Regions from separate parts of the Mus musculus genome. Here regions 1, 3, 4, 5, 6 and 7 are each linked to region 2. Evidence: chromatin loops called from intact Hi-C (ENCODE). Cell type or tissue: left cerebral cortex. All regions are shown on one strand. Region 1 overlaps Gm35440 (a long non-coding RNA gene). Region 2 holds the start of Fut8 (fucosyltransferase 8). Region 3 has its middle 82 kb from the start of Gm35440. Region 4 holds the start of Gphn (gephyrin). Region 5 overlaps Gm35240 (a long non-coding RNA gene). Region 6 overlaps Gm35041 (a long non-coding RNA gene). Region 7 holds the start of Gm35189 (a long non-coding RNA gene).

Evidence for each region. Hi-C counts contacts between places; a loop is a spot of excess contacts. Peaks named below come from ENCODE experiments on the same cell type or tissue, not always from the same donor. Only the 100,000 strongest peaks of a DNase experiment are listed, where the experiment ranks them.
Region 1: it touches region 2 in a loop (2.6-fold over the local background); 16 of 42 quality-filtered maps call a loop at or near these places.
Region 3: it touches region 2 in a loop (8-fold over the local background); 25 of 42 quality-filtered maps call a loop at or near these places.
Region 4: it touches region 2 in a loop (4-fold over the local background); 4 of 42 quality-filtered maps call a loop at or near these places.
Region 5: a loop joins it to region 2, with 10 times the contacts of the local background. A loop is called at or near these places in 22 of 42 quality-filtered maps.
Region 6: it touches region 2 in a loop (6-fold over the local background); 7 of 42 quality-filtered maps call a loop at or near these places.
Region 7: it touches region 2 in a loop (4-fold over the local background); 20 of 42 quality-filtered maps call a loop at or near these places.

Annotation. Positions count from the first base shown.
Region 1 is chr12:77,779,772-77,783,771 of GRCm38, reverse strand. It overlaps Gm35440 (a long non-coding RNA gene), which reads right to left. Exons shown (of 4, transcript XR_381711.3): 2 at 1,009-1,125; 3 at 165-257. Among named protein-coding and RNA genes, the nearest start is that of Gm35488, 31 kb to the left of the region's middle. In left cerebral cortex, a CTCF peak has its summit at 2,208 (motif pointing right); a DNase peak (open chromatin) is centred at 2,232; H3K4me3 peaks cover 305 bases; H3K27ac peaks cover 409 bases.
Region 2 is chr12:77,236,643-77,240,642 of GRCm38, reverse strand. Fut8 (fucosyltransferase 8) reads right to left here and starts at 2,539. Exons shown (of 12, transcript NM_016893.5): 1 at 2,444-2,539. 9530018F02Rik (a long non-coding RNA gene) reads left to right here and starts at 1,417. Exons shown (of 1, transcript XR_003950200.1): 1 at 1,417-4,000. In left cerebral cortex, a CTCF peak has its summit at 1,588; DNase peaks (open chromatin) are centred at 908, 1,628, 1,876, 2,609 and 1 more place; H3K4me3 peaks cover 3,120 bases; H3K27ac peaks cover 2,724 bases.
Region 3 is chr12:77,666,320-77,670,319 of GRCm38, reverse strand. No RefSeq gene overlaps it. Among named protein-coding and RNA genes, the nearest start is that of Gm35440, 82 kb to the left of the region's middle. In left cerebral cortex, a CTCF peak has its summit at 2,307 (motif pointing right); DNase peaks (open chromatin) are centred at 2,315 and 3,795.
Region 4 is chr12:78,223,904-78,227,903 of GRCm38, reverse strand. Gphn (gephyrin) reads right to left here and starts at 1,249. Exons shown (of 23, transcript NM_145965.2): 1 at 1,063-1,249. The coding sequence starts at 1,126. In left cerebral cortex, a CTCF peak has its summit at 1,897; DNase peaks (open chromatin) are centred at 121, 546, 1,229 and 1,633; H3K4me3 peaks cover 2,515 bases; H3K27ac peaks cover 2,148 bases.
Region 5 is chr12:77,566,737-77,570,736 of GRCm38, reverse strand. It overlaps Gm35240 (a long non-coding RNA gene), which reads right to left. Exons shown (of 4, transcript XR_381707.3): 2 at 1,026-1,239. Among named protein-coding and RNA genes, the nearest start is that of Gm35240, 15 kb to the right of the region's middle. In left cerebral cortex, CTCF peaks have their summits at 62 (motif pointing left) and 2,272 (motif pointing right); a DNase peak (open chromatin) is centred at 2,285.
Region 6 is chr12:77,017,957-77,021,956 of GRCm38, reverse strand. It overlaps Gm35041 (a long non-coding RNA gene), which reads right to left. Exons shown (of 3, transcript XR_381701.1): 2 at 804-922; 3 at 1-218. Among named protein-coding and RNA genes, the nearest start is that of Gm35189, 35 kb to the left of the region's middle. In left cerebral cortex, a CTCF peak has its summit at 1,600; a DNase peak (open chromatin) is centred at 1,703; H3K4me3 peaks cover 197 bases; H3K27ac peaks cover 264 bases.
Region 7 is chr12:77,051,214-77,055,213 of GRCm38, reverse strand. Gm35189 (a long non-coding RNA gene) reads left to right here and starts at 137. Exons shown (of 5, transcript XR_872836.1): 1 at 137-195. In left cerebral cortex, a CTCF peak has its summit at 2,289 (motif pointing left); a DNase peak (open chromatin) is centred at 2,160; H3K27ac peaks cover 492 bases.

The DNA of each region.
Region 1 (4,000 bases), 540 kb before region 2:
CATCAATGACATTAGGCTGTATCCACGGGATGCATTCCACATTGTGATGGAACATTTTCAGATGTGGAACATGAACCAAGTTGAATTTGACGACAGAATTAAAAACAACCGTTATTATTGGGTTTTAGTCAATTGCTTGGGCCCCAAAATTTGTTTGAAGTTACCTTGCGGCCGTCGCTTGGAATCGGGCTTCTTGCTCGTCTTGGAGTTGGAACAGCACCTGGTCCTGTGGTTGATTCCGCTCACAAATGAATCAGCTACAATGTGATGACGAGGAATGCAGCATGAGAGTCAGAGAAACCAGGAGCGTGTCTGACAGGAAGCGAATATTTGGACATTAAAAAGACTACAGAGCTGTTCACAGTTGTGTGATATAGTTTAAGTGTCTTAATGTGAAAGCTCTCTGGTTAGGAAAAATCCAGCCCACACATCAGCTAATTGTCTTTGGGAAAGTTATTTAATATCTCTAAACCTAAATGGCCTCGTATGGACAGAAGGAGGAGAAAGAGAGACACAAAGGACTTTTAAATGAGATAGTCCATGTACACCAACCACCTTAAATAGGATTATTACCATAGGGTCTATGAACCAAGTCTTACAAATAAGACATTGAATGGGAGATAATTAGTAATTGGAGATTATGTGTAGCTAGATGTTCAGGGTGATTGCTAGTGAATGAAGCCATCTCCATGACAACCATGGTGTGTTTTACTTCACACCCCCTCCCCCTCCCATGGATCACCTAAGGCCCTGTTTTACTTTTTAGCTGCAAGACCCTCTGACCATTCTGAGTGCATTAATAGGATAAACAAAAAAGTTTCTTCTTTTAAAAGTAGCTTTTAGTCATTTCAAGTAATCTATGAAGGCATCCTCTTTAAAAAATCAACATTACAGAGAAGACAGACATCTGTCATTTCTATTCTCATTTTTATTCCAGAGGTAGCTCTCCCTATCAGTTAAATGAGCCTCATGCATTTTGCAATGCATTAAACATGTATGTTACCTTACCTGTAGAGAAACACACTGTGTTGTATGGTTAGGCTTTTTACATATGTCATGATAGCATGTGTCACTCCGTGGCTTCATCGTCTTTGCTCAGTCAGTAGTAGTTTCTGAGTTCTTTACCTGTCAGTACACATAATACATTATTTTAAAGTCTACCTTAAGTGTCTGGGAGCGGGCTGGTGAGATGGCTCAGTGGGTAAGAGCACCCGACTGCTCTTACCGAAGAGTCCAGAGTTCAAATCCCAGCAACCACATGGTGGCTCACAGCCATCTGTAACGAGATCTGACTCCCTCTTCTGGAGTGTCTGAAGGCAGCTACAGTGTACTTACATATAATCAATAAATAAATCTTAAAAAAAAAAAGTGTCTGGGAGCATAGCTCAGTGGCACGGTGGTGGTGTGGCTTGCATAGAGCCCCTGGTGGTGTGGCTTGCATAGAGCCCCTGGTTTCACGCCCTGCACTGCACTAAGCAAACAAAGACGTTGCTCTGTATCTGTGTTTTTGGATGAGCCGATGTACTTAGCCAGCTCCGTTTAGGCGGCCATGTAAGTCACTTCACATTTTAGTAGCTGCTGTCAAGTCACTCTACAAAGCTTGTATCCCTGACAGCAGAATATGGAAATAAGCTGGCTTAGCTTTTGTAGATGTTTTCTAGGGTTTGGGAGTCCATTTTCCTGCTTGACCATGAAACTGAGTACGTTTGCTGTGTATTTATGGGCTATTTGTACTTCTTTGTCTGTGAACTGGCATTTTGTATCTTTGCAATATTTTCCTATTAGATTTTTTCATTTCTTTTTATTAAAGAGATTCTTTATATATTCTAGATACTGATCCTATATTGAAAGCATTTTGCCCCTTTGTCTCTTAAGTTTTTATGTTTTTTTTTTCAGCCATAAAGATGTTCTTGGTGTTAACATAGTCCAATTTATTAGTCTTATATACCCTAGGGATTTTTGCACATTGTTTAGAAATCTCTATTATGACAAATCGGGGGGGGGTGTCTTCCTCAATTCTATGGTTTCTTTGTGCATCTTGGTTATTAAGGACTGAGGTGTTCTAGGCAAAAAAAAAAAAAAAAGGTCGCACACACATTTCAGGTGTCTCAACAACCCAGCTGTGACTGCCACCTTGACAGGTCAGAACTGGCCCGGCCCTCCAGGCACGCGCGATCCCAGAAGTGTCCAGCAGAGGGCGCTGTCTGAGCAGGTCTGCCAGTCTCCACTAGGGCCCCGGAAGGATTCTGTCTCACCAAAGAGAACATTTTAACTGCTCAGAAATTAGTAAATTCCAGTGAGAGAGGCTGTAGCTGAGCCAGGAAAAAGACCAGGAGCAAAGTCTGTTTCTCTGTGTACTCCACAGTGGGAAGTGAATCGGGCCAAGGGGAAAGTGTCCTGGCGGCCTCTGTGTTTTCATGGCAGCCGAGAGCGCGCAGATCAAAGCGCTCCAGCATCACAGAAGGTTTTCTCCAAGGGAAGCTTCCATGTCTGTTTAAGTCTGGTCCACACTCCTGAGATGAAAGCTCCAGTTTTACAGAGGAAATGCTATTTACTGGACAAACAACAGGCGGGATGGAGACATGTAATCCCCAAATTTAGTCTGATTTCATCAATAATTCAAAATCCTGGCTCCTTTTGCATGAGGGGTGGGGCAAAAAGAGGCCAGTGGCCAGAGGCACAGCTGACTTCAGAAGGGAAGTCCAGGAATTACCAAACAATTCGCTTCAGTACAGCTCCCTTCCAGCCTCGCCAGCGCCGCCGTGTACTGAGCTAACAGGGCTGGTTTCGTTGGCTTGTTTAGTATTGTTGATGTGGGTTCAACTGCATCATGGAACCAGAGGAGCATTGACAATGAAGCCCATAGATCAGCATAAATATATTGATCCAAATGAATGTACGATTCTGAACAAGCCTCTGTGTTCACGGGTGGGTTTTTCCTGCTTGCCACTCAGAAACTTTGAGCCTTCCTCTGCACCTAGCTGTGTGGCTGGCTCAGGAAGGCTTGGTGAGAGAGTGTGGCTCCTTTGTCTTTCAGAATCAGGGAAGCACTGGGCCACCTGAATACACAGCCCTTTTCCCCACAGATGCCTGGGAGTGTTAGAGATTTTCAGATGGGCGAGGGTTTCCATAACCCCTTTTGCCTTCCATTAACACTGCTTAGAAACAGCCCCTGCATTAATTATCTTCAGCCATTTCTTTTGAGCATACTCTTTGATCTCTGCCCCAACCTTGACTAACACAGAAACCTAGATCCATCTTAATTCCTCGTGCTTAAAACAGGTCAAATGTAGTCAATGTTTACTGTAGGTTTGGACTTCATCGTCGACACAAATAATTTGTTAAGTCCAATAGTGGCTGCTGTCTCCATGCCTTTTCCAGACACAGATCAAGACAATGTAAATATGCCTTTAAAAACCCTGCTGGGGAGGGACAGGGTATATAGCTGGGCTGGGAGAGCTTGTGTCCAGTATGTTTGATCCCTGGCATTGCTCTCGTCCCCCATCCCCACGTCCCCAATGCCATCTAGATACATCTTCTGCCATTCTCTACCATTGGTTTATCAGAGCCCCTTCCCCCAGGCTCACAGAAATGTCTCATTTGCTGTAAATAGTCTCCAATTCAGTCATAAACTTTGAAAGCAAGAACCTGGAAGCTGAAAGGATCAGAGGACCCAATTTGGAGGCCCATGATGGTCTGACTGATTCATTAAGGGAAGGCTGTAGGTAGTTGCCAGAGACGTAAATTGCATTTATATGCTGCCCTCCCCTTCAGGGAGGGGATTGCTGTCTTGTAAGCTAAACAGGCAATAAACTGCCACTCTAAGTAGGTAAAGCCATTTAGTCTTCATCTCTCCGGCAGATATACATGACGAAGTGAGGTGCTCCACCAGCCCCCTTCTCCTCACCTTCCACCTGCAAGCTGCAAGCCTAAACAAAGCAACAAAACCCAGAAATGGTGACAGGAGAGAGACCCCAGTCTATATATAGGGTAACCCCCA
Region 2 (4,000 bases):
ATTCCAGCTGTTCAGCTCTTCAACTCAAACAGAATTCTCGATTTATAACAGCAAACTGAAAACCCAAACCTCCAAGCCACCCTCATATGCTTACAGCCTAGTCGTCTCTTGTTCCCTACATTTTCACTCGGCCTGCAATTTCAAATGCTATATATATGTGTGTTAAAATACTGTCGTATTTATAATTAAGACTTCTTATCAGAAGGACAGCAATGTACAGGAGCGTACTATTGTCAGAGACTCCTATGTTGCCTTAAAGAAAAGAAGCATCTTACTTCTTTGCTTCAGTATATAATTTCTCCCCTAAAATACTTTATATATGATATACCCTTTAAAAGAAGTATGCATATTACACAGAACTTTAACCAAGAAAATAAATAAGCACTTAACCCCAGGAAGAACAAGACAACTAAAATAAAACCTTCTTAAGAGTTTCTACGGAGCAAAGGCAAAGTTAAGTCAGTGACTTGTGATAAATTTAACTCTTAAATTGATAAAAACTTCCATTGCATTTGTTCCCTGAAACCTTTAAGTTCGGAGTGATCTACGGGAGGTACGGGAGGATATGGTTTTCCTGGGCTCACCTTCTTGCGTTTTCTTAAAAGTAACGTGCAGAATTAGACACAAGGAAAAACACTACTTTCTTTGCTTTTCTCCAAGGCCTCCACGTTTAAGGCAAAGCGCTAAAAGCTCACCAGGGTGCGAAACCCTAACCATGACAGTGCCATTTAACTTAAGAATTACGTCTCTGAGGATTGCAAAGCCCACATCCAGAGAACAGGTGCTGCTACCGACAAACCACCCCAACTCCAGCAGGACAGACCTCCGCTGAGCTGATATGACTCATTTAACCTTCCCAAATAAGTTGAGACACTCCACAGCCTCCAGCTTGTCATTCGCAGATCAAAGGGAGGGGATACCGAGGCACCCAGGCCATTAACTACCCTGCCTCAGCCACTAGCCAGAACGCATCTTTGTGCAGGTTCACTCTGATTTCCAGCCCCAGAAGCCCACACAGCAAAGCAAAGCAAAGGAACCCACCTTCCCACGGTCTGACCGTGGGGACCCGGCTGCGGGGGCAAGGAGCGGCAGATGCAGAGATTCGCTGAGGGACACCTCCCACCCCGCCCCCATCCCATAGGTCCTGGGATGCCCGACGCCGCGGCGCCCCTCACCCAAGGGGCCAAGGCTACGCCGGGGTGTCCCGGAGGCTCCCTCCCCACTTTTCCCGGGGCCGCTGGCTGAGCAACGGCTGCAGCAGTTGCAGCAACAGGCCCGGTATCGGCGGGAGGACGAAGGAGCGCCCCGAGCCCAGGCTCCACAGAGCCCGCGCCCGCCCCGTCCTGGAGTCCGCGGCGCGCGGGGCCCGGCTCCCTAACGCCCCCTTACCCGAGGCGGGAGCGAGGCGGTCGGCGCCGTCCCCCGTCGCCGCCGCCGCTGCCTCCAGCTGCAGCTGGCCGCGGCGGGAGAGTGGGAGGGGTGCTGGGGTGGAGGATGCTACTCCCGACTGAAGGGAGAGGAAGAAACGGAAACAGGAACCGCGGCCGCCGCTTAACGGAGCCTTCGGCGCCACTGACTGAGGGAAAGCGCAAGGCGGCGCGAGCCAGGCAGCGGCTGACAGCGCGAGACCGAGCGCGAGCCGGGTCCAGGACGCGCGACCCCGAGCAGCGCCGGCCCCATTCCGTGAGGAAAGGGAGGGACGGGTTGGCTGGGAGCCGGGGAGGGGGCGGCGGGGGCCTGGAGCCCAGAGAACCCGGCCACTCGGGTCGGCCCGAGACCACGCGCGCACGCGCCGGAGTGGCTCCGACCGGGAGCGCAGGCGGGGAAGCCGCCGGCCGGCGCGAGCGAGGGAGCGAGCGAGCGAGCGTGCGCGCGCGGAGAGGGGCGCGCGCCCCTCGGCGTCCCAGCCTGCTGGGGGAGGGCGCGCATGCGCCGGCCGCGGCCTCCTCCAGCGACCCTGGCATGTGCACAGGCTCCGCCCCGTCCCCTTCCTCTCTGTGCGGGTGGACAGCGGAGCTGCAGCATCCACCGGGCCACGGCGGGACCCGAGTTCCAGCCGGACAGCGGCCGCGCGCGGGCTCCGGCTTTGGTCTCTACAGGCGAAGGCCGCCTGAGGGTCGGAGGCTGAGGGGAGCAGCGCTCCCCACGCCCTGGCCGGCCTGGCCCACCACCCAGAGGCGCACCCCGCTGGGGCTCAATAGGGCTCTGTACTAGTTTCGGGGTACTCTCTGCTGCTCATCCGCTGAGGCACCAGCACACAGTGCCACCTCGGCTCCGGGCGGTCCGGCTACCCTGCGGGCTCTGTCTTCATCTGAAGAGAAAGAACCCCGCAGAGCCCGAGTTCGAAGCCCGGCCGTTCGCAGCCGCTGCTGCCTCAGCCCTTCGGAGGCGGAAGTTTATTGAGTACAGGAGAGGAGAGGCTTTTCCCTAGGATGCTTCCTACCCGCTCGCACTCGGGGATCCTGACGCCCGCGATGCTGAGCCGAGTGCCGAAGGGCTACCTCCGACAGACCGTCCGGGAGGGCGAGCTGGGCGGGAGGACCCAGCCGCGCAGCCAGGGCACACAAAGTAGTCGCGGGCCGAAGGGGTGCTGCCGGGGCCAATCAGAGCGGGAAAACCAGTGAGTGGAGTGCGAACTGGCCAATCAGAGGGCCGGAAGATGAGCTTCCCGTGCCGAACTCTTCCCTGTAGCCTGGGGACCAGATCCCAAGCCTGAGGACTCAGCCGGGTGACTGAGTAGAAAAGCTGCCCTCAAGACAATTATTCCTCCCAGCACAGATAAATACTAGTAAATACTTTGGAAACGTATCTCTGAGTAAACAGGGCCACCCTTTTATATGCTAGTAATCAAAAAAACACAGAAAAGACATTAAAGAGGTCGTAGCCTGCCAAGAATGCAACCTACCTAATAACTCTCATAAATTCCCAATGTTTATTCTATATCAGGAACTGTGTTTCTAAAATGCAAAGGACAGTGCTTTTTAAAAAGGAAAAAAAAAAAAATGCCTGTGCCTTCAGGAGCTCCGCACCCTGAGAAGCTTTTCCGGACCTGTGACTGGGTTAATGTCTCTTCGAAATAAAGCTCTCTGAGAAAACACCGTGGCTTATTGAAGGTCACACAAAACTCTGGTGAAGTCAGAATTATGATCTAGCCAAAAAGCTTGGGTGTCATCATTCAACAAATCTGTAGTCATTTATTAAATGCGTAGATAACTTCCGTGAGACTCTCAGTTCTCTGTTGCAAATAAGCAAAATTTAGGCTTATACTGTACTTAGATGGATTAAGGGCTAAAATTTCAACAGTCAAAACCCTGAATTATTTTTCCTTTTGTGTGAGTATGTGCATGCTAAGGGTGTGTTTTCTCCTGGGCTACACCCACAGCCTGGAACATTTTTAGGAGTCAGAGGTAAAATGTTTACTTTGAGGCTTCAGCACAGCATTTAAAAAGCACTTTAACAAGGATGTATGGCTTGAATGTATTCAAGGGAAAAAGAGGAACCATTTCTAGTTAATTAACACACGCTACCATTTGCAGTACTTGAAGATCTCTACATTCAAAGTTTTATGTGTGCCTCGAACTCTCTGCTCCTTTAATCTGGCTTTAATTATCTCCTAGGAAATATTAAAACTATAGGAATCAAAGCATCCCACCTACTTTCTATTTAAGAAAAAGCCACTAGAAATATTTGTGAAGAACTTAGTACATCTTTATAGAACAGCATAGTATATAAGAAAGCGCCAAACTGATGACTCTGAAATACAGTGAGAAAGTAGTTCTTCAGCAGTTCAGGTCTCTGCTCAGTGTCACAGTACGCTGCTCTCAAAGATCCTTCAGGCCATGCTCAGGATATAGTTACCATCCCAGAATTAGAAGTATCAGCTAAGCAACTGATATGTGGGAACAAATCTTTTCACATTCAGTTCTAGACCAGTAATGAATTTCTGGAAAATTCAAACAAGAAGTAATACTAACTGAGCTCTTTGAAAACTACAGTCTTA
Region 3 (4,000 bases), 430 kb before region 2:
TTCTACAGACACATAAGCCCCAAAGTCAATAAGAGAATCACAGAAAGCCATAGAGAGACAGGTAAAATGCTTGAACAGACACATCCCATGACAGACTATCTAAACAGTATACAAGTTTAGAAATAAGTATTTAATGTTGGCATATCAGAGAAATGATGATTAAATGACAAACACGAAGTGTCCTACCCCTATCTGATCACAGACTGTTGATACTACTGGGTGTGGGGTTACCAGAAGTCTAAATTCATTTATTTTGGTCACAATTTGTCAGTACCTCAAGTGGTGTGTGGTGTGTGTGTGTGTGTGTGTGTGTGTGTGTGTGTGTGTGTTTCCATGACCCTATAACAGCACTACTAGATCTGCCTCCATGTGAATTCAAAGACTAAACTACATTGTTGAGAATACCATTATTCACAAGAACCAGACTAGAAGCTGCCCAAAAGTCCATCAGTGGTAGACTAGCTACACAATGATATAGTCAGGCAGTTGAATACTGCACAATAATGAAAAATGAATAAACCATACTTGCTCTTACCAATAGAATGTTAAACAAAAGAAGGCAGGCACAAAGGAGTCCATGCTATGGGATTATTCTCCCACAAAGCCACAAAGCTCAAACTTGGTCAATAAGAGCAATGGCTGCCATGGCTAAAGGACTCCTGGTGTGTCCTGTGTCATTTACATTCTGTTTCCTGGTTTGAGTGATGGCTATGAGAGTGTGTTTTGTTTATGAGTATTCTTTGAGTCTATATTTATGTTTTAGAATGTGTTTATGTTCCAATCATATATGAAATTCATATATACATATTCGTTTATGTGTATTCATTTTAAAATTTCAATAAGAACTCCTAATTCTGAGCCTGCTTCTGCTCTTGTCCTATAAAACATGCAATTTGGGAAGTTTTCTCAGTGGAAGAAGGTTTCTCTCTTTTTAAAATCACCTCGTCACATGTCCTGTTTGGATAGATATTTTTTCCTCTTTTCTCTTCTATTTTATTTACTTCTAAATTTAGCTCTTTGCTCTTAGAAGGTCTGATCAGAGGGAAGCTTCAAGACTGACACCATGTTGGAAGCCCAGGTCTACGTAGGAAGGCTGCTGGCTCTCATGACATTTTAAAAATTAGATTGCAATAGCAAGAAGCTGTGCTTAAAGCCAGATGCTGTTGAATGCACCTTTAATCCCAGCACTGATGAAATGGATACAGTACGATATTGAGATCCAGGCCAGCCTGGGCTACATAGTGAGACATTGTCTATAGACACAAAAACAAAACAAAGCACTGTTAAATCCCAGAAGTCTCTTGGGATGTTGATGCTTATTGTTGCCAGCACAGCAGGGACACAGTCACATCTTAGACAGAAACAGCAATGATGAGGAGCTGAAGTCAAAATTAAAATTAGAGCTAGTGTGTGTGTGTGTACGTGGTGGTGGTGGGGGGTATATCTTATCTTAACATTAGGCCTCAATTGTTTCTCTGTGGGCTGATCAGGGATCCCACAGGGACAGAAGAAGATGAGGTGACCAACCAGGGATAGCAGGGAAGCGGGAGCCAGGTGGAGAGAGATGGCACCTGGTGATTAATCACAGCCCAGGGAGTCTGGTGGTACCCAGTACCACTCACCAGCTTCCAGGGTTTAGTTTCCTCTGTGATTCCTAAAGCCTGCTTTGATAGTTTAAAAATCACATTTTGTTTTTTCCAGGGGGAGTTTTTTGTTTTTTTTAACTCCTTAAGCAAACATTGATTTATCTCCTCCTTCCTGGAGTTGTGCTGCTGACTAAAACAACTCTCTCTCTCTCTCTCTCTCTCTCTCTCTGTGTGTGTGTGTGTGTGTGTGTGTGTGTGTGTGTGTGTGTGTAAGAAGAGGTTTTGGGGTTCGTGCAGCTGCAGACAGGAAGGGAAAGCAAAGAGAGGAGACCTACCTTCCCCCCACCCCCCACCCCCGTTTATAACATCACAATCTGGAGCTCAAATTGTACAAACAGAGACAGTGGCATCATGCACAGAAAAAAAGGCACTGGGTACTCTGAACTTTGGACATCTAATTTTTGATTATCCAAGTCAGTAAACCCTGTCAAGGTCAAAACACAAGACCTCGAAGGTATGAGAGCATTTCACTCCTGCTAGCAGACCTCCTCCAGCCTAGGAGACCAGGAGTTTCAGCGTCTGGAGATCCAAGACCTGGGAAATTCCTGAGAGAAAAGAGACCAAGGAGCCAGACTGGGGTACAAATCCTCTGAGGGGGCTCTTGAAGCACTGCGGCCCACAGCCGAGCTTCCTTCCGCAAGGCTGTCAGAGCCCTGCAGAGGGCGCATGTGAGCAGCTTGGAGACTTAGACCTGCGTGTGCAGAAAGCTGAACTGGTCCCTCCTATTCTCTTTGGAAAGGCTGGTGAGAGTCCCAAGCCTCCTCTCAACTCTTTAAGTAGTTAAAAAGCATCCTTTATTCTGGCTCTTGTTGGCAGAGTGATGTGTAAGGACTGGAGAAAAGAAGAGTAGACCCGCCTCGAGCTATCCTGGAAGCTGTTAGGTTGCTGTCACCATGCTGTCAGGGATCCCACTTGTCACTTGGCATTCAGAGACCCTCAGTGGTTACTCTCAGCCTGTGGACAGAGTGTTGTAGTGGGCTCCAATTCACAAGATGACGAGGAGCCACTGGCACCTTCACATAGCCAGAAGGACAAAAATAGGCTTCAAAATCAAATTCCAGGGCTGGGGGCGGGGGTGGGGTGGGGTGAATTAACTGCTCATAGCGCTTACTGCACAAGCAGGAGAACCCGTTTGAATCCCCAGAACCCAGGTAAAAAGCCAGGAGAGGTTGTATTGTCACATGTAACCCCAGTGCTATAGGGAACAGAGACCGGAGATCAGTGGGGTTTACTGGCTGCCACACCTAATTCCAGATTCAGTGAGAGGCCCTATCTCAAGGGAGTAAAAGTCAGACACCTGACATCGTCCTCTGCACACCACATGCATACACACCAAAGTCGGGTTCCATAACAATGGGATAAGAACTGAGAACGGAAACTCCTGAGAAGAAGCTGTGTCTGCAGAGACTGGCTGACTGGTTAGAATTTCAGTACTGTACAGAGACTGCAGTGTGACAGGTCAGGTTGGGGGTGGGGGTGGGGGGCTAATTACCTTCTCTGAGGCTAGTTCTAGCCCTCTGGATCCATCATTCCTTGCCCTTTTATTGTGTCAGAACTAGCATCTTTTGGTTAATAGATTAAAAATCTTTTGGAATCTACTAACTTAGCAAACCATTAGCTTCCACCAACCCAAAAGCTACCGATGCCATCAGAGAACATCTCAAACCTACAGAAAAGCGAGTCACCAATCACCTCTCTGGTTATACCCACTTTCTTTGCTCAGTAAAACTATAAAACTTCATGAAACCGCTTCCACGTTAGGACATAGAATTTGGAGCTAACCTAAATCTGTGTTCTCATGGCCCCTCAAAATAGCTCCAGAATAAACTGCCCCTTGTTTCCTTTAAGGTAAGAGTGTGCTTTTTACCTCAACAGAACGACGAGGGGGTTCTATTACAAAGTACCTGTATGGCTTTAGGCAAATCATTTCACAAACTCAAGTCTGTGGGCCTCTCAGGAAGCTGAATAGGGGACAACAGCTATGAAGCTTGGCAGGAGAGTAGGTGCTCCGTTATTGGCGCCTCTCCCACGCACATAATTGTTCAATACGCGTCTTTGAGAGAGAAGCGGCAAAATGCTGTGTCATCACTTGACTGTTTGATCTGCATAAGTGCTACTCAAAGAAAAGCTGAGCTAGTCTCTGTGTAAGGAGTGAGGCTGGGGAGGCCAGCAGGAAGGGGGCTCTCCTGGGTTCTCTGTTGAATTAATAAGCTGGGTAATTTTCAATTGAGAGAAAACATCTGGGTCTTGGAGTGTAAGGAGCTTGATAACTCAAGAAGAGAAGAGCATCCAAGTGGGAAGAAGCGAGCAAAAAGTCCAACTGAGGTTCTACAGGGTGCTCCCAGTTAGATGTC
Region 4 (4,000 bases), 990 kb before region 2:
AATTCTTTAACCCCCGCTTCTCCGTTCAATTACACTTGAACCATGCCAACTACAGAACCTCAGCCGAAACCCCTACAAATAGGTTTGCAATTCATCTTGGAAGTCGTGCCCTGCAGCAACTGTCTATCTCCAAACTCAGGGATATCACCCAAATACAACGCAACGGAATCAGACATGCAGAGCACACACGACTTCCGCGAGGGAGGGAAACGCGACCCGGGAAAAGTGCGCTCCTCACCAGCCTCAGGACCATCCACCGGGGAGTGAGAATGGGAGGGGGGGGGTGTCCCAAAAGGGAGGGGGAGAAAAGAACCCGACAGAGGGAAATCCTTCCTTCTCAAGGGAAAAAAAAAAAAAAAAAAGGCTGGCTCTCCCGGCCACGGGAAGCAGCCGGTCCTCGCGGAGGAGAAGAGGCAGACAGAGAGGGAGGGCCCTGTGCTAGGAAAGGCAGAAGGAAGGCACTTTCCGGGGTCCGGACTAGAGCCTAGCACCCGGCTCCCGGGGGAGGTGAGGAGTGTCCCGTCGTCTGCAGAGGGGACAGCCGGCCGGCGAAGGGGCAGCAGAGGCGGAGCAGAGTTCGCCTGCCGAACCCCGAGTCCTGTCAGGCAGGTGCCATGGGGCCGCCGGGTGGGGGGGGAGGGGAGAAAAGGGGGTGGAGATGGGATTCCCCCCTCTCGGAAGAGCTTTAGTGGAGGAGGCGCCCGGCCAACCCCGAGCAGCGTGCTTCAGACTGCGGAGCAGGAATCCCGCCGCCCGCACCGGCAGCGCGGAGCCCCGCAGCGCCCGCCGCACCGGCCCCTCGGTCCCCGGGGGCCAGAGACTTTGGCTGCTAGGGCTCCGGGGCCTGACACCCCACCGTGCCTGCCCCAGCTCCCCCGGGGAGCACACGGGAACACCCGAATCCTCAGCAGCTCTCAGCGGTTGTAAAATACACCCCCCGGTCCCCCTCCTCAGCCTGCCCTCTTCCCGAGGCCGCAGGGAAGCACCACCGCGGGCGAGAAACCTCCAGCAAGTCGCGGATAGTAGCCGTTGCGGCTCCCCCGGACCTCCTCCCCCCGTTACCTGTGAGGACTCCGACACGGATTTGATGGTCGTGGTTGGTGAGGATCATTCCCTCGGTCGCCATGTTTCCCAGCGCAGTCACCGCACTGACAGGAGCCAGGAGAAGCCGGAGCCCGGAGCGCGCCGGCCGGGAGCGCGCTTGCCTTGGAGAGCGCGAGAGCGAGGGCGCCCGGGGAGCGCGAGGCGAGCGGGAAGGAGGGGGCCGAGCGCCCGGTGGCCTGCGTGGGGTGGGGGGGAGAGGCCGCGCCAGGAGCGCGCGGGTCCGCGGAGGGGGCGGAGTCGGGCCGCGCGACCCCGAGTCCGGCCGGGAGGAAGCGATCCCGGGGTGGGAGTAGCGGCGGCCTCGCGGAAGACAGAGCGCGGAGGCGGCGGGGCAAGGCCGGCGAGACCCAGAGGCTCTGCGGAGTGAGACCCAAGACGCCTGGATGGCAAGAGACTGAGAGGGGGAAAAGGGAGCACACGCTCTGGAGGTTGCGGGGGCGGACTCGGGGACAGGGGCGGAGCTACACCCCGAGGCGTGCAACTCGTGGAGAGTGAGGGGAGGAGTGCGAGCTTGGCTGCGGAGTGCCGGGAGCGGGAAGGAGCCGGCCCAGCCTAGAGTGGGACCCAAGGAACGTTCCTGGGCGCGCGAGTAGCGCGGGATTGGCTGGGCGGACGCGGTGCGGGTGCGCGCGAGGCACGAACGCAGCCTCGGCGGGCCCCAGACAGAAGCAATCCCCCGCCGAGCCGGCAGCCTCGTCAGTTTTCCGCCGCCTCAGGCCGGCCGGCTCTGCCCGCGATGGAGCCACTCCGGACCAGGTGCGGCAGCGAGGTGGGCTCACCTCCTCTGAAGGCACCGGAGAACCTAGAGGTGGCTTAAGGAAGCGGCATGGGTGGCAGAACGGTGGCCGCTGTGACGAGAGTCCCCTCTCGGGCAGAGATAGGTTACCCTGTGCCGCCCCAGCTGTGACCTGCAGTCAATGCTCCCTCTGACTTCGCTTTGGCCCCGCTCGGTGACAGCCTACCACAGACGTCGTAGACGGAGCTTATGTGTCTGCAGCAGGGCACGTGGAGTGGAGATTCCTCTCTCTCTCTCTCTCTCTCTCTCTCTCTCTCTCTCTCTCTCTCTCTCTGTCGTCCCCTAGATGCTGTGACATTTAAGTTTCAGTGTTTCTGGAATATGGAATTACTCTGAAAATGTGGTCATTTAGTTCTGTGTCTTTCATAAAGTGTTATTAGCCACCTCTATTTTGTGTAGGTTTGCTAAATATCCTTTTCTGGCTTAAGTGTGTGTATGTTTTCTCATTTGTTCACCATAGTAAAACCTAAAAGCAAAACAACAACAAAAAAAGTATCAAAACTGTTTAATAATCTGCTCTTAGTCTAAAATCTCAATTATATGGTTATGTGCGGTTTGTATTGTTCCAGTAAGAACATAGCATTACTCATTCTATTCACTAAAGATTCACATTGTGCCTTTATATAAGAGGACAAAGGAAATGATGGGTGGAGTTGAGAAAGGATAAAATAATTCGTTTTTGAAGATATGTATACTAGTATTTCTGGCAGTGGATTAAATTTGTAAGCCAGATCATGAACTCACCTCCCATAATTACTACCAAAGATCCTAGTGGCAAAACAAGTTCTAACTGGTCTCAAAAAGAGGGAGATTGCTGAGAAAGTATGCCCAAATGTGTCACTTATCTCAAACTAAAGATGAAATAAAAATTGTTGATTACATCATAAGCTTTCAAGTCTATTATAGTCTATGTGGTACATGCAAATTCTATATGATTGGGAAAGTTTCTTAGTATTTAGAACTTCTAAACCTGCCCACTAACAGGTTCCTTCAAACTTTAAAGGTTAATAGATTAAATGGGCATGCCCTCCAACTTAGAATAGTTTATAATTTTTTATGGGAAAATAACTAGCACTTTCACAAATCAATAACAGAACACAGGACTTTCTGCATCTATAATAGTAGTAATGGTGAAATTCATTTTCTTTTCTGTACTGTGGCGTGAACTTTGAGCCTCACACACACTAAGCAAGAATTCTACCACTGAACTAAGTCTCTGATTAATTCATTAAAAGGTAGTTGTGTAGGGGGACTATGAAGTCTTAAGATTTCATGGATTACTACATTTTACTAAATATTAGTACTAAGATTACTGAAAAATAATGAAATTATTAGTCAGTTGTAGATGCTTGTTTTCCAGTTATTCAATACATATATTCCTCTCCCAGATTCCATAAGCTATAACAATTAAAATGTATACAAGAAAAACTTTACTGTCCCCAGTTCCCACAATTTTCCTTTCTGTGACTTCCATTTCCATATTATCCATGGTCCAAAAATATTAAATAGAAACTTCAAGTTAGAAAGTATATATATGATAATATTCCATTGTATACATGTGGTATTCTGAAGGATAAAGAAAGTTAAAGTTCCTCAAGGTAAATCATTCCAAAGTTTTGCATGCACACCATTCTTAGTGTAATACAATCACATGTAATCCCATTTGGTCCTGCCTGCACTGAGAATCATTCCCCTGTTCAGCACACCGAACCGAAGCAGCCATCCCTTAGTCACTGAACATTATCTTGGTCATCAGGGCAGTTGTCCCAGTACCAAGTGCTTAGTAGTAGCAATTCAGCTATGCCAAAGAGAAGCTGTAAAATTCGCCCAACAGTGAAAAAGTAAAAGAGCTCTCTGGTGTTACTAATGAGTACAGTGAGAACTAATAAGGAAAGTCTATATAAGATTTGAGACTGTAAAATTTCTAGTATACATTGGGAGTTTTAGAATCAATAGTGGAATTGCCATATTACAGTATATGGCACTATTACACTATAGAAAAATCTCAAAAGTCATTCTAAAATTGAGTATCAAGGAAACTTTTCTGGATACTAGAAGTAAAGTAGCAGTTTCAAACATTAGCACTTTATCTTAGAGGAA
Region 5 (4,000 bases), 330 kb before region 2:
CCTGCTCCCTGGCCATGGGGCCTGCCTCTACATGAGGCCCCCTACTGGTCCTGCAGGCATAGGACAGGATACTTCAAAAAGGGGTTTTCCAGTCCTTGAAGCACCATCAGGAGAGATTGCAAAATGGGCAGATTCTTATTCCCCTAATCCCTAAATAGGAGGCTCGGGGGACCAAGGACTCCACTTGTCTAGCAAGCCGTCCATTTGAAACTGACAGAGGTGCCCCTGAAGACCACTCTTTATAGAGTAGAATCGAAGTCCAGTTTAGAGGCAGCCTATATCAGTAGTATGAGCCTATACAGATGTTCCTTGAGAGTCCCCTCCTACTGCTTCAGTACACAGAACAGCCAACCAGTCATGATCAATAGAAATGGCTGTGATGTCCTGGCTCCTTGACACCCAGGGCACACAGCAGGCTTGATGGTCTAATAAATCATATAAGTATGAATCCCCTTGCCCCCTTGCCCACAGGACAGAGGACCCAGTAGCAAAAGTTCCTCTCACATTACAGGAGGTAATGACAAGGCTATGAGGGATAAACAGTCAGACTCCTCCCTTCTTGGAGCCCAGAGTAGAGCTCCTGTTGTTATGTGGCCTCCCCTTCCTTATTGCCACCCAACGTAGTCTCTCTTTCCTCTGAATCCCTGAGAAGGGTATGTCTTATTAGCATCCTCTCATTTCCTTTAACACTGTGTCCAACCAGCTAGTCAAGTCTGGGCTCCATTTTAGGCAACACCAGGAATGCCTCCCCATTCCCCTCCCTCTGCTTGCTCTGACCAACATCACCAAGTGCTCACTACCATAAGCACAAGGTAAATACAGTAAAGGTGCCCTTGTTATAGCCATGCTTTTCCTCCCCAATTGGTGTGTGTGTGTGATATTGCCATATTAGAAATTATCCTAAAACAGTGACTTGTAAGAGTACAGTTGAGGGGTATGTCCACGAGTCACTAAGACAATTGTTCTCACCTGGCCTCACTGGTGTCTCTTCGGTCAGCAGGGGATGAGGGGGTAGATGAACTTACACTGACTAGAGCACAGCAGGTAGGAAGGTAACCATCAGGGAAGGATGGCTACTACTCCAAGTAACCTCTGTTCTTCCGACACAGGGTGACTTTCTGCTGGGTCCTGAAGTGCTCAGTTACTGATGGCCAAACTGCGTGTCATTATTCCTGCCATTGTTACTGGTCAGAAGAACATCGGACATTCAAGGGCAGAGTCGTCTCTAAGGGGAGGAAACTGCAAAGACAATATAAAAATAAAATCGGATACAAGAAGAGAATCGAGTCCACTTTAGCCAGCAATTGACCGCAATGTGAAAAGACCTCTAACTATGAAATATTTGTCCTTAAAAGGCATAGGCTCATCTTGTAGTGTATTGCTCCTACAGGGGCAGATAAACAACTGTCATTGTCTGGTGGGGTAGTGAATAAATGAATGACTTTCAGGCCCCCAAACAGGGATTTCAGCATTGCCACTTCATCCTCATCCCTGCATAGCTCAGGACTTCCCCTGGAGCTGCCCAGCCTCCCCTTCATAGAGCCCTGCTGCCGTTTCAGATGTCGACGCAGGGCATCCCCAAGACCAGTGAACTGAGGTCAGCAGGAATGTGGTCCAGGCATTGTAACCTAATGCCAAAAAGATATGAACGGAACCACACAGAGAGCGGTGGCATAACAGAACTCCTCCGGAAGTTGCTGAGCCAGGGGAAAAATACACAGTGGTGTCCTCTTTAAAAACAACTGATACCAGCGAGTGCAACAAGGGAATCGGGGTATAAATATGAACTGTACTTGGGAATATGATCCTTATACCAGCAAGAGAGAGGCAGTCTGCGTGATACAGGCAAGGCCAGTACCTCTGGAGACACTCCCACTCACTCTTCCCGTTTAACTTTCCATCCGAGGACTCTGCATGGTCTCAAATCTGCACTCTCCTGCGTCTCACATTTGAACAATGTCTTCCTCTAGCTCAGTGTAGAACTTGAAATGGTCTGTGTTTCCAATATGCATGGAAACATAAGATGGCTTCATCTGAAAGAAATGGTGACAGGTCTCAGGGACCCTGCAGCCACCAAATCCAGCCCTGTGCTACCTTCTCCTTGCTAATTTGCTCACCAGGGTCCTCCACTCTCAGCCAGTCATCCTGAAATCTGACCTGCAGGCTCTGGTCTCTGTTGGGTGTGCCCTGAGCACCCCAGAGCTTTCCTAGGGCTTGGACAGCTCTGAGGCTGGCGGCTTGTTTGCTTCCAATCTTTAATACCAGCAGAGGGAGCAGCAGAGCTCCCAGCCCTGCTTAGATTCCTCACACCAGTCTCCTGCAAACATTTAGACATCATCCCCTCATCCCCCACATGGCTGTGATCAATTTGTTCATTTCAGATACAAGACTGGAGCTCGAAAAAATAAAATAAAATCCAAATACTAAATAATTAACTCGAGGACATCTTCCAAGAAAAATACAAGAATTCAAAAGAATAATCTTCCACTTGAACGATCCGGGCCTCTATTAATTATAACTTCTTATTCACTGATTAATGATTGCTAGGATGACATTTAGAAAAGAAAGTTGGAGAAGGATAATAAAGGAAAGCTTGTCCTCGTGATGAGATCTAGCCATCCTCCCCAGGGAGTGACAGGACTTCGAGTCAGGGACCTCTAGAGACCAGTCCTAGCAAAGATGGGGAGGACTCACATGGTCCTCCAGGGAGAGGCGGGCAATGACCTAAATTGGCACGTCCCTCCCTGATTTCTGATGTGATTGGCAGTTCTGATAATAGTGGTGACAGGAGCAGGAACAAGTACAGACAACATGGATTTGCAGGGAAGATTTAGTTATTTTCAAATAAATTATCGCTACCAGCTTAGCAGGTCAACACAGAGCTCAATGGTTCTATACTGGGGAGTATCCCTCCCCTTTCTCTCTCTCTCTCTCTCTCTCTCTCTCTCTCTCTGTGTGTGTGTGTGTGTGTGTGTGTGTGTACATGCATTAGTGTATGCATGTTCATGCATTAGTGATGATGATGATGATGAAGTAAAGGGTATGAGAGCAGCAAAGGTGCTCAGGCCACTGACCTCACGTCTCTGGGCTTCTTTGCTTCTATGGAACTATGTAGATACAAAAGGAGCCACCTCTACCAAACCTGAATTGCTGACTGGGAAAATAATTTGCCTCAGTTTGGCTTCAGGGGACTGAGAAAATGAGAGGTGCATGCCCCTTTCCTATCCCAAGAGGTCTTTGTTTGGGGTATCTGGGATCCTTCACCTCAGGAGAGTTTTCTTGGCACTTTAGTTTGGAGCTACAGCCAGAAGTTGCAAGTGCCCAGGAAAAAGCACTTGCCCACCTGGAAGAGTAGGACACCCAGGGAAGACTGGAAGGGAAGAGCTCGTTTCAAAAAGCGGTGGGAGTCTTAAGACCAGAGAGGAAGAGCTGACCATACCTGTGAGTGGTGAGGACTCCCTCACACACAGCACCCAGGATCAGTGGCTTCTCCACCACAATACCACCTGCAGACTGTTAGGAACAAACAGAGTGCCTAGCGACATGTGGCTTCAGCCAAGACCTGACAGGTAACAGAAGCAGTGACCACAAGTTTCCTCCACCGTAGACTTAAAGACACAGTAACAGGCACTCATGCTTCTCATTTCCCCAAGTTCCCAAGATGGGGCGAGGGGAGCCAACTCTCAACCTGTTCTGACTTCTCGCCACTGGAAAGCGGGAGTTTAAAGGCAGATTAAGTTGTTGCTAGAACCATGTCAAAGTGTGCTGGCTCTTTCTGCATGTGCTATTCAATGGATTCGGGGTCCCAGACCTGAGTATACAGGGCAACACAAGCGACACCTGGGGCTCACAGTATTCAGAATTCTGCCCTGCACATTGAGTGAAATCCCACTCTCTTGCGCCCTGCCAGCCTCCATTCTGCCCTTCCCCCCCTCCCTCCTTCCCCTACCTACTTGGGTGGGCCCTAGCTGGGTCTGGGCAGAGGTGTCTAAAGAATCCG
Region 6 (4,000 bases), 220 kb after region 2:
ATATCCTAAGGATTCAGTAAAGAGCTGGGTTTAGGTTGCAGGAGAATGTGGAATTTTTCTGCAAAGACACTGAAGTTTCCATCTGGGGCAAGAGCAATGAGAGTCTGAGAATTTCCAGGGCTGAAATGCCAAATGTGCATGTTTGCTCAGCAGACAGGGCAGAGGAAAAGATAAAGTGCACTCCAATCGGGCTGTGATGGGCTCCCGTGACAGATCGCCTGTGGAGCAGAGAAGAACACAGCTGAATAAACCAGGGGCTGGGGAGAAATGAATGCAGCAGGAGGATGCTCGGGAGGGCGAGAGAGTGGAGCATTGTGAAGCTGGAACTGAGATCTCATGGCTGCCCAGGTGAGACAGGGCCAGCTCTTCCTGTGGGGCAGTGCTCTGGAAATGCCAGGATGTGGTTGCATTAGGACCACATGGAAAACAACCAAACGGCAAACCACCAACACAATGAGTAGGGAAGCTTATGATTAATAAATGTGTGTTTGAGCCCAAGGATGCTGCTTCTCCCCACCTCCCCGACATCCCTACTCCCTAAAGCTGCCACGGGGCTGTAGCCGCAGGAGAGAAACCTGCTGTGACCAGAAAATGGTTCTTCTACCTAGTTTCTACCTTTCTGTTCCTTCTTTCAGTGTGTGTGTGTGTATGTATGTATGTTTGTGAGTGTATACATGGATGTACAAGTGCATTGCACAGCACAGGTATGAAGGTCAGAGGACAACTTGCAGGAGTCGGGTTTTTCCTTCCACCACGTGGGACCTAGGAATCACACTCAGGTCATTAGGTTTGCCAATGAGTACCTTTCCTGATGAACCAACCATCTCACCAGCCCAGGAAATGGCTCTTTTCTGAGTGATCTTCGCAGGATCTGTCAGCTAGAGACAGCTGATACCTGTCTTCCAGGCATGGGTGAGGCTCTCTGAAAAAGAAAGTTATTATGTAAACAGGCTTGGTAGTGAGTATCTGTCAGTTCAGCCCTTAGGAGCCTGGGGCAGGAAGATCTCCAAGTCAGCCTTCGAAGTGTGGTCGTTCATCCCTCTAATCCTAGCACTTTGGAGGTAGGGGAAGGACTACAGAAAGGAAAGAGAGAGAGATAAACAGACACACAGACAGACAGAGATCTACTGTGTACTATGAAAGGGAAAGTACTGAGGCCAGCTCCATTCATTTTACCAGCAAGGAAAACTGAAGCACAGAGAAACGACTTGACCGAGGTCATGCAGGTGAGGAAGGGGCTAGAAATGACAGCTCAGCCTCTCTCAAACCCTAGTTCTTAGCTCAGTCTTGAGGCAAATCTATCAACAGTGAGGCCATCTCTGTTACAAGAGATTATTTTCTTCCATCAACCCAAAACGACTTAAGTAAGCATGATGCTGTCCTCTTCCCGCCCAGTGGCATGGTTAGTTTCCGTTTCTCCTCTCTAATTCTAAACGTGTCTTCCAAGACTGGCAAAACCTTAGCCGAGAGACAACACCCTCCCTTCACAGAAGCCTCTGTGGAGATTAGCTCTCGGCACCATCATCACTGGGCTACTAGCTTGATCAACAGTATCATTTTGTCGCCCACTACAGTGAAGGCTGAGCAGTAGCGCTCTCTCTGGCTGCTACGCTGGCCCCAGGACTGAATGCTTAGAGCAGGCCAGCTGCTCTGCCCCTGTCAGACACCACAGTCTCCTACAAGCTGCCAAGAACCAGGCACAGGAAGAAAATAAGCAAGTTGGCACTGGCCTGGGGCTGAGTCATAAAGACTTGGAGGGAATCTGAAGGAAGGTGGTTGGCTCACTAGCTTTGGGAGCTAACAGCTGAAGGAACATCACTTCCTGCACTTCCTGCTGACAGAGCGCCAATGGGCCAGGTGATCTTCCGGACCTGGGGGTGAGCCTCAAACTGGCATTTTATTGCTGATTTTAAAAAACTGCCCTTCCTGGCCACTCCACTGCTTTCTATCTTTTGTTTTTAAATTGCGTGCTCTGTGGCACGGGTGATTTTTAACACTGTGAGGAGCACTCTCTAAAGTGCTCAGTAGGGAGCTGGGTTTGCCTCTTCACAGGATGTAGGTGAGGCAAACCAGGTGGGGATAATCCGGCTGCCTCCCTGGTTCCCTCTCAATGCCACTCTGGCCGGCTGACCACCAGTGTGAATCAGAAACTAGTAAGCCGCGGGGTGTGTGTGTGTGTGTGTGTGTGTGTGTGTGTGTGTGTGTGTGTGGATGGCTCAGCGGTTAAGAGCACTGACTGCTCTTCCAGAGGTCCTGAGTTCCATTCCCAGCGACCACATGGTGGCTCACAACCATCAGTGATGGGATCTGATACACTCTTCTGGTGTGTCTGAAGACAACTACAGTGTACTCATAGACATAAAATAAATAAATCTTGAGAGAGAGAGAGAGAGAGAGAGAGAGAGAGAGAGAGAGAGAGAGAGAAAGAAAGAAAGAAAGAAAGAAAGAAAGAAAGAAAGAAAGAAAGAAAGAAAGAAAGAAAGAAAGAAAGAAATTTGTAAGTCAGGGAGTAGGTAGCCAGAGTCCTTGGGAAATACCTCAGTTTTGCTACTGCTGTGGCCAGCCAAGTAGAGCCTGTTAGCATTCCGTCTAAGCTCCACCCCACAGTTACCTGGCAACAGCCAGGTGTGCCTGTGCCTGACTCCCCTCCTCTCTTGTTCTTGACTTCTTGCTCCTGCTCTGTCCTCTTGTCCCTTCCCACTCTCTCTCCACGTGCTGGCCTCTACTTCTCTATTCCTCCTCCTCCTCCTCCTCCTCCTCCTCCTCCTCCTCCTCCTCCTCTTTCTCTCTCTCTCTCTCTCTCTGCCTCTACTACCCCCTTAACCGCCTTCCCTATACCCTGAATAAACTCTATACTATACCCTCATGTGTCTGGTCCCTCAGGGGGAAGGGATGCCTCAGCAAGGGCCCGCCAAGGCACCCCCTTCCCCCCATACCTCACCACACATCCATAGAACATATCCCTCTCTTTATCTTTTTATAAATATGTCAAAGTCAGCTTAAGAATGGTAGAAAAGATGAAGCACCCGAAAATGTTATGTCCTTCATGAAGATTTAGAGAACATATGATCCTTAGTTAGGAGGGTAAAAGTAAGGAAAAATCTAGAATGCCAAAGGCTAAAGGCCACTCAGCAGTTACTAGTGCAGTCAGCATCCATGAGGACAGTCACAGACTACAGGATGCTCCAAAAGGAGCCATGATTTAACCATAAAATATCTCCCACATGCTCACGTGTTTAACCACTTGTACCCCAATGAGTGGCTCTGTTTGGGAAGGTTGTAGAACCTTGTGGAAGGGAAGCCTCCCGGGAGGAAGTGGGCCACTAGGGGTGGGCCTTGTAAGTTTTAGGACCTAGTCGCACTTCCTGTCTACTCTCTGCTTCCTGTTTTACCAAGATATGAGGGGAAGGGGAAGGATCCCAGCTGTGTGTGCTTCCCACCCTGGGACGGCTGGGCCATACCTTCCTCTCCCGGAGAGACTGTGCTCTCACACTCTGGGTTAAAATAGACCCTCTATTTTTAATTTGCTGCCGTTGGATGTTTTGTCACAAGACAAGTTAACTGATACAGAGAGGATGTCCAACTTTTTTTTTTAAATGAGGCCAGCGTTATTTTGATTCCAAAGCCAGACAAGGGTATCACAAGATAAATTACAGGTCAATATCCTTTTGGGATATACATGCAGAAATCCTCAACAGAGCAGCTACCGAATCAAATTCAATAACACATTAAAAGGATTACTCACCATGACCAAGTGAAGCTGAATGCAAGGGTGCTTCAACATTAATAAACAAATCACTGTGATAAATAACATATTAGCAGAGGGAAACTAAGGGTCCCATTACCATCACAAAAGATGGAGGAAATAATTAGACAAAAGTCAGCCTCTTTTCATGAGAAAAGCTCAACAAATTATACATGGATGGAACGTGCCTCAACCCAGAAAGGCTAAGGATGGTAAATCCACAGCTGTGTGTATATATATATATATATATATATA
Region 7 (4,000 bases), 190 kb after region 2:
TAGCTACAGCACAGTATGATGGAGTGTGTGCCCCAGGGAGAGATTGCTTAGGAGACAGGAAGCCAGAATGTGGGAAGGAACCTGCCTTGTATTTTCCCTCTAAGCCCTACCTCTGAAAGATTCACCACTCAGAGGGTGGAGCTCCAACACGTAAGCCTTCGAAGAAAATGCTCAAACCACAGCAAGGACAGGATGGTGAGTGCTTGCCCTCAAGTCCTCCTGAGGGAGAAGCAGCTTTTACTGCCTTGAGCAGATGAGGGAGAAGAAAAAGATGGGAAGCCAAAATAATGTTTTAAATTGTATTTGCTGAGTCATGTCTATTCGGCGTGATGAGAAGTCATCTTTCCAATATCAGGGGATACTCTAGAGTCCAGGACGAGAGTGAACTTGCTTCTGAGTCAGAGACTTAAAAGACTTCACTGGAGAGCTTAAGACCAACTCTTTAAACAGACCAGTGCTGGGAGCATCCTTTAGGGTAGTCAGGTGGTCTCCATTGCTCCCCACTCAATTAGAAGAGTATCTGATCTAAAATTAGAAATCAAATTCACTCTGCGCTACAAGACCACGGAGGAAGGTGTTTGTTATTACTTATCATCAGAAATACCAAACGCTACTAAATATCCATTTGCTATGTTAGTGTCTGCCCGGTGATAAATCGCACAGAGAGGTTGGATCGTAGTCATGGATATTTCAGTAAATAGAATGTTTAGAGAGGCCGTCTTAATCTCTGGTCTCTCTGCTCCAAGCACAGCCTGTGTGATACTGGAGCCCAGACTCTGCCAATCATAATTTGGTTTTGCCAGCTGGCTCTGAGGGACATCTTCTCCATGATAAGAATGTGGCAGGCGGAGGAAGGAAGGCCTGGTTCCATCCTGACTGCTTCCTGCAGGATTTCTGCTCCTGCCAGGGTCACCTTAGCCTCTTTTCTTCGCCCTACAGTGAGAGCTGTAGCAGCATTTTATAGTTTTCCCCAGACTTGCAGAATCCACCTCACAGTGTTCCCAGTTCCAAGAAGACCTTGGTCCCATGAACCCCTCTTCAGCTCAGAGAGAGCAGCCACAGCTTCCCGGAGAATGGGAGTTGCATTTTAATAATCCCTCACCCATCCCTATGCCTAGCCTTAAGGGCTGAGGCTTCCTATAGTTCTCCAACTAAGATCTGCAAGATCTTAGAGCGCTAGTGCTCTTTGATGCTTTCTGGGCTAACAGCTTCATTCTTGCCGATATACCTCATGCCCTCTCTATTCAAATACCTGATACTTTCTGCAATCTGATTGGCTCTGACTAAGAGGTTTCTTAATGAAAACTGAAGAACTGGAATGCCTCGGGGGAACTACTTGGGACTGAAGTGAGAAATTAGTGATGCTTGGGGGGGGGGGGATAGGCATGGCCTGCCTGCCTGCCCTCCCTCCTTCCTTTTGCTTTTCTGCGCTAGAGACTGGGCAAGATTTGTAGCACTAAGCCACACACCCACACACCCTAGAACTTGGGTCCCCGATGTGTTTTGAGTCATTGGAGCCCCCAGACAGACAAACAAACAAACAAGCTTCTCTCCAGGAAGAATCACTCAAGTACCTCTAACCCTTGTCCACAAAGTTATACACAGATCTGGGATTTAGGACAGCGGTTCTCAAATTGGGGAGTCAAACGACCCTTTTACAGGGGTGGCCTGAGACCATAGGAAAGCACAAATATTTACCTTATGGTTTATAAAAGTAGCAAAATTACAGTTATGGAGTAGCCACAAAAAAAATTTGATGGTTGGGGGTCACCACAACATGAGAAACTGTTCTAAAGGGTCACCGCGTTATGAAGGTTGAAAACCACTGGTTTAGTGGATACCTAAGGCTAGGTTGTAACTCTGCAGTAAAATGTTGTCTAGGCAGAGTCTGCATTTTGAAGAAAACCCTCCTGGCTCTCAGAGGCTATTGCCCAAGCCTAGGGAAAATCGAACAAAAGTTCTTTTAGCGCCGGGTTGCCAAGTTGCTGTCCTAGATTTTCAGAGTCCTTGAATTTGAGATAAAAATCCTGAGTGTTGACTTGCCAACCATCGGGGTTTGTAGCTGCTCACACATCTGAAGCCTTCAAAACGTGGCTTTTTCAACAAGGACTGCTTTCCTCGTGGGACACAGCCAACAGGAATGAGGTATTTTGAGGCAAAGCCCTGTTTTCTTGCCTCTCCTTCCTACAGGCTCCTGGCTGGCCAGGCCAGCTCCCAACCTCTTCTCTCTGTGTCCTTCAGTACTGCCTAGAGTGTAGACCTGCAGAGAGAAAGAGGCATCGCCACCTCTTGGCCTACACTATTATTGCATGCCCAAGCCCAGAAAGGAAGGAAACAACATTTTAAAGCTGGGTTGTTGTACCCTAGGCTGTTAGCAGGCAGGACAGCTGTGTTTGAGGAGGACACCATCTCTGGGCTTCAAATTTCTCATTTTAAAATCAACACTGTTATCCTTGCTCATCGAGCCACCCTGTTGAATTCTTCGTGTTCAGTGGAGCATACATGGAGGACGGGAGAGCTTCTTCCTCATGAATCCACAGGGTAAGCAACCATCACACACCCCTACAAAGCCATCTTGTTCATCTTCCAGGTAAATATTATTTAGACATCGCTCAAGCCATAGGCTGATGTTTTTGTCTTAATTCAAGATGGCTTTGCTATTTTGTTCATTTACTCTACAAAATGACTCACGCATTTGACACGTTTTTTATTGTTTGCTCGGTGCCAGAAAGTTTTGATGTGAAGGGAACAGCAACCAACCAAACAGATGTCAGTGAGTCTTTCCTCCTGGAGGAGCTGCTCCATGGCAGGAGACGGCACATATATAAAACATGTAGGCCAGATGAACCAGGTCACTCACGGGCAGAGAAAGAAAGGTGCCTCGTTTTCCTTCGCTTTGCTAGAGGGGAGACATTACAGCAGTTTGTCTGCTGGTGGGGGTGGCCCAGGAAAGGGGAAAGAGATGATAAGGACAGAGAGGAGAAAGAAGAGAATTGGTAGGAAGATGCCCTTGAGTGGAGGAGAGGCCCTGGCATCCTGTGCCCCCATGAGCAGAGAGGATGAGTCAGATGTGTTTCTGCGGAGCGCTGGGTGCTGGACTAGGTGTTAGGGATATCGTGATGGGGGGAAAAGGGATGATGTTGCAATTGCCCTGCACGTGCTGTTCTCATTAGGGAAACAGACATAAAATGCAAATTAACCCTGCTGCAAAACACCTGTGTCTTGGATGTGTACTACAGCAGTGGTAGTGGCGGTGTCTTTGAGATATTTCTTTTAAGGCAGCTAGCATTTTGGAAGGTTTGGCAGATAGACTGAGATAGGATCTCATGTAGCCCAGGCTAGTCTCAAATCCACTATTCACCTGAAAATGACCTTGAACTTCAAATCCTCCTGCCTCTACCTCTTGGATTCAGGATTATAGGGATACACAGTCTCAACTAGTTTATACAGCGCTGGGGATGGAAACCAGGGCTACCCGCTGAGCTCCATTTCAGCCTGAGTCTTGATGTATCACAAAGAGAAGTTCATGTGAGGAGCCTTTGGGGGAGGGTTTCAAGTGGAGAGAGCAACAGCATCAAGACCCTGGGGCTGAAAGCATGGCCCTTGCACCAGTGACGCAAAGAGGCTGTAAGCACGGAGCAGTCGGGGAGAGGAGAGTGAGAGGTGAGGTTACAGGTCAGTCATTGATGGCCTTTTTTAAACAGCCAATAAACTTTATGGGCAAATTCATAGATGACTCAAGGCTAGGAAGGAGAGTTCACACTGTTAAATGGCACAAGCAGAACTTTAAAAAACATTCCTGCGGATGGCATGTAGCACATTTCAACACCATGATTTGCCTTTGAACTCAAAGAAAATCAACCGCAAAAGAGCAACATAGGAAGGTCACATGAACCACAGTTCTTACAAGGGAAAAGATGATTCGGGTTTCTGGAAAGTAGAGCCTAGGACATCAGAACAAACAACTTATACACTCCACAGGGCAAGTGTGGGTGGAGGG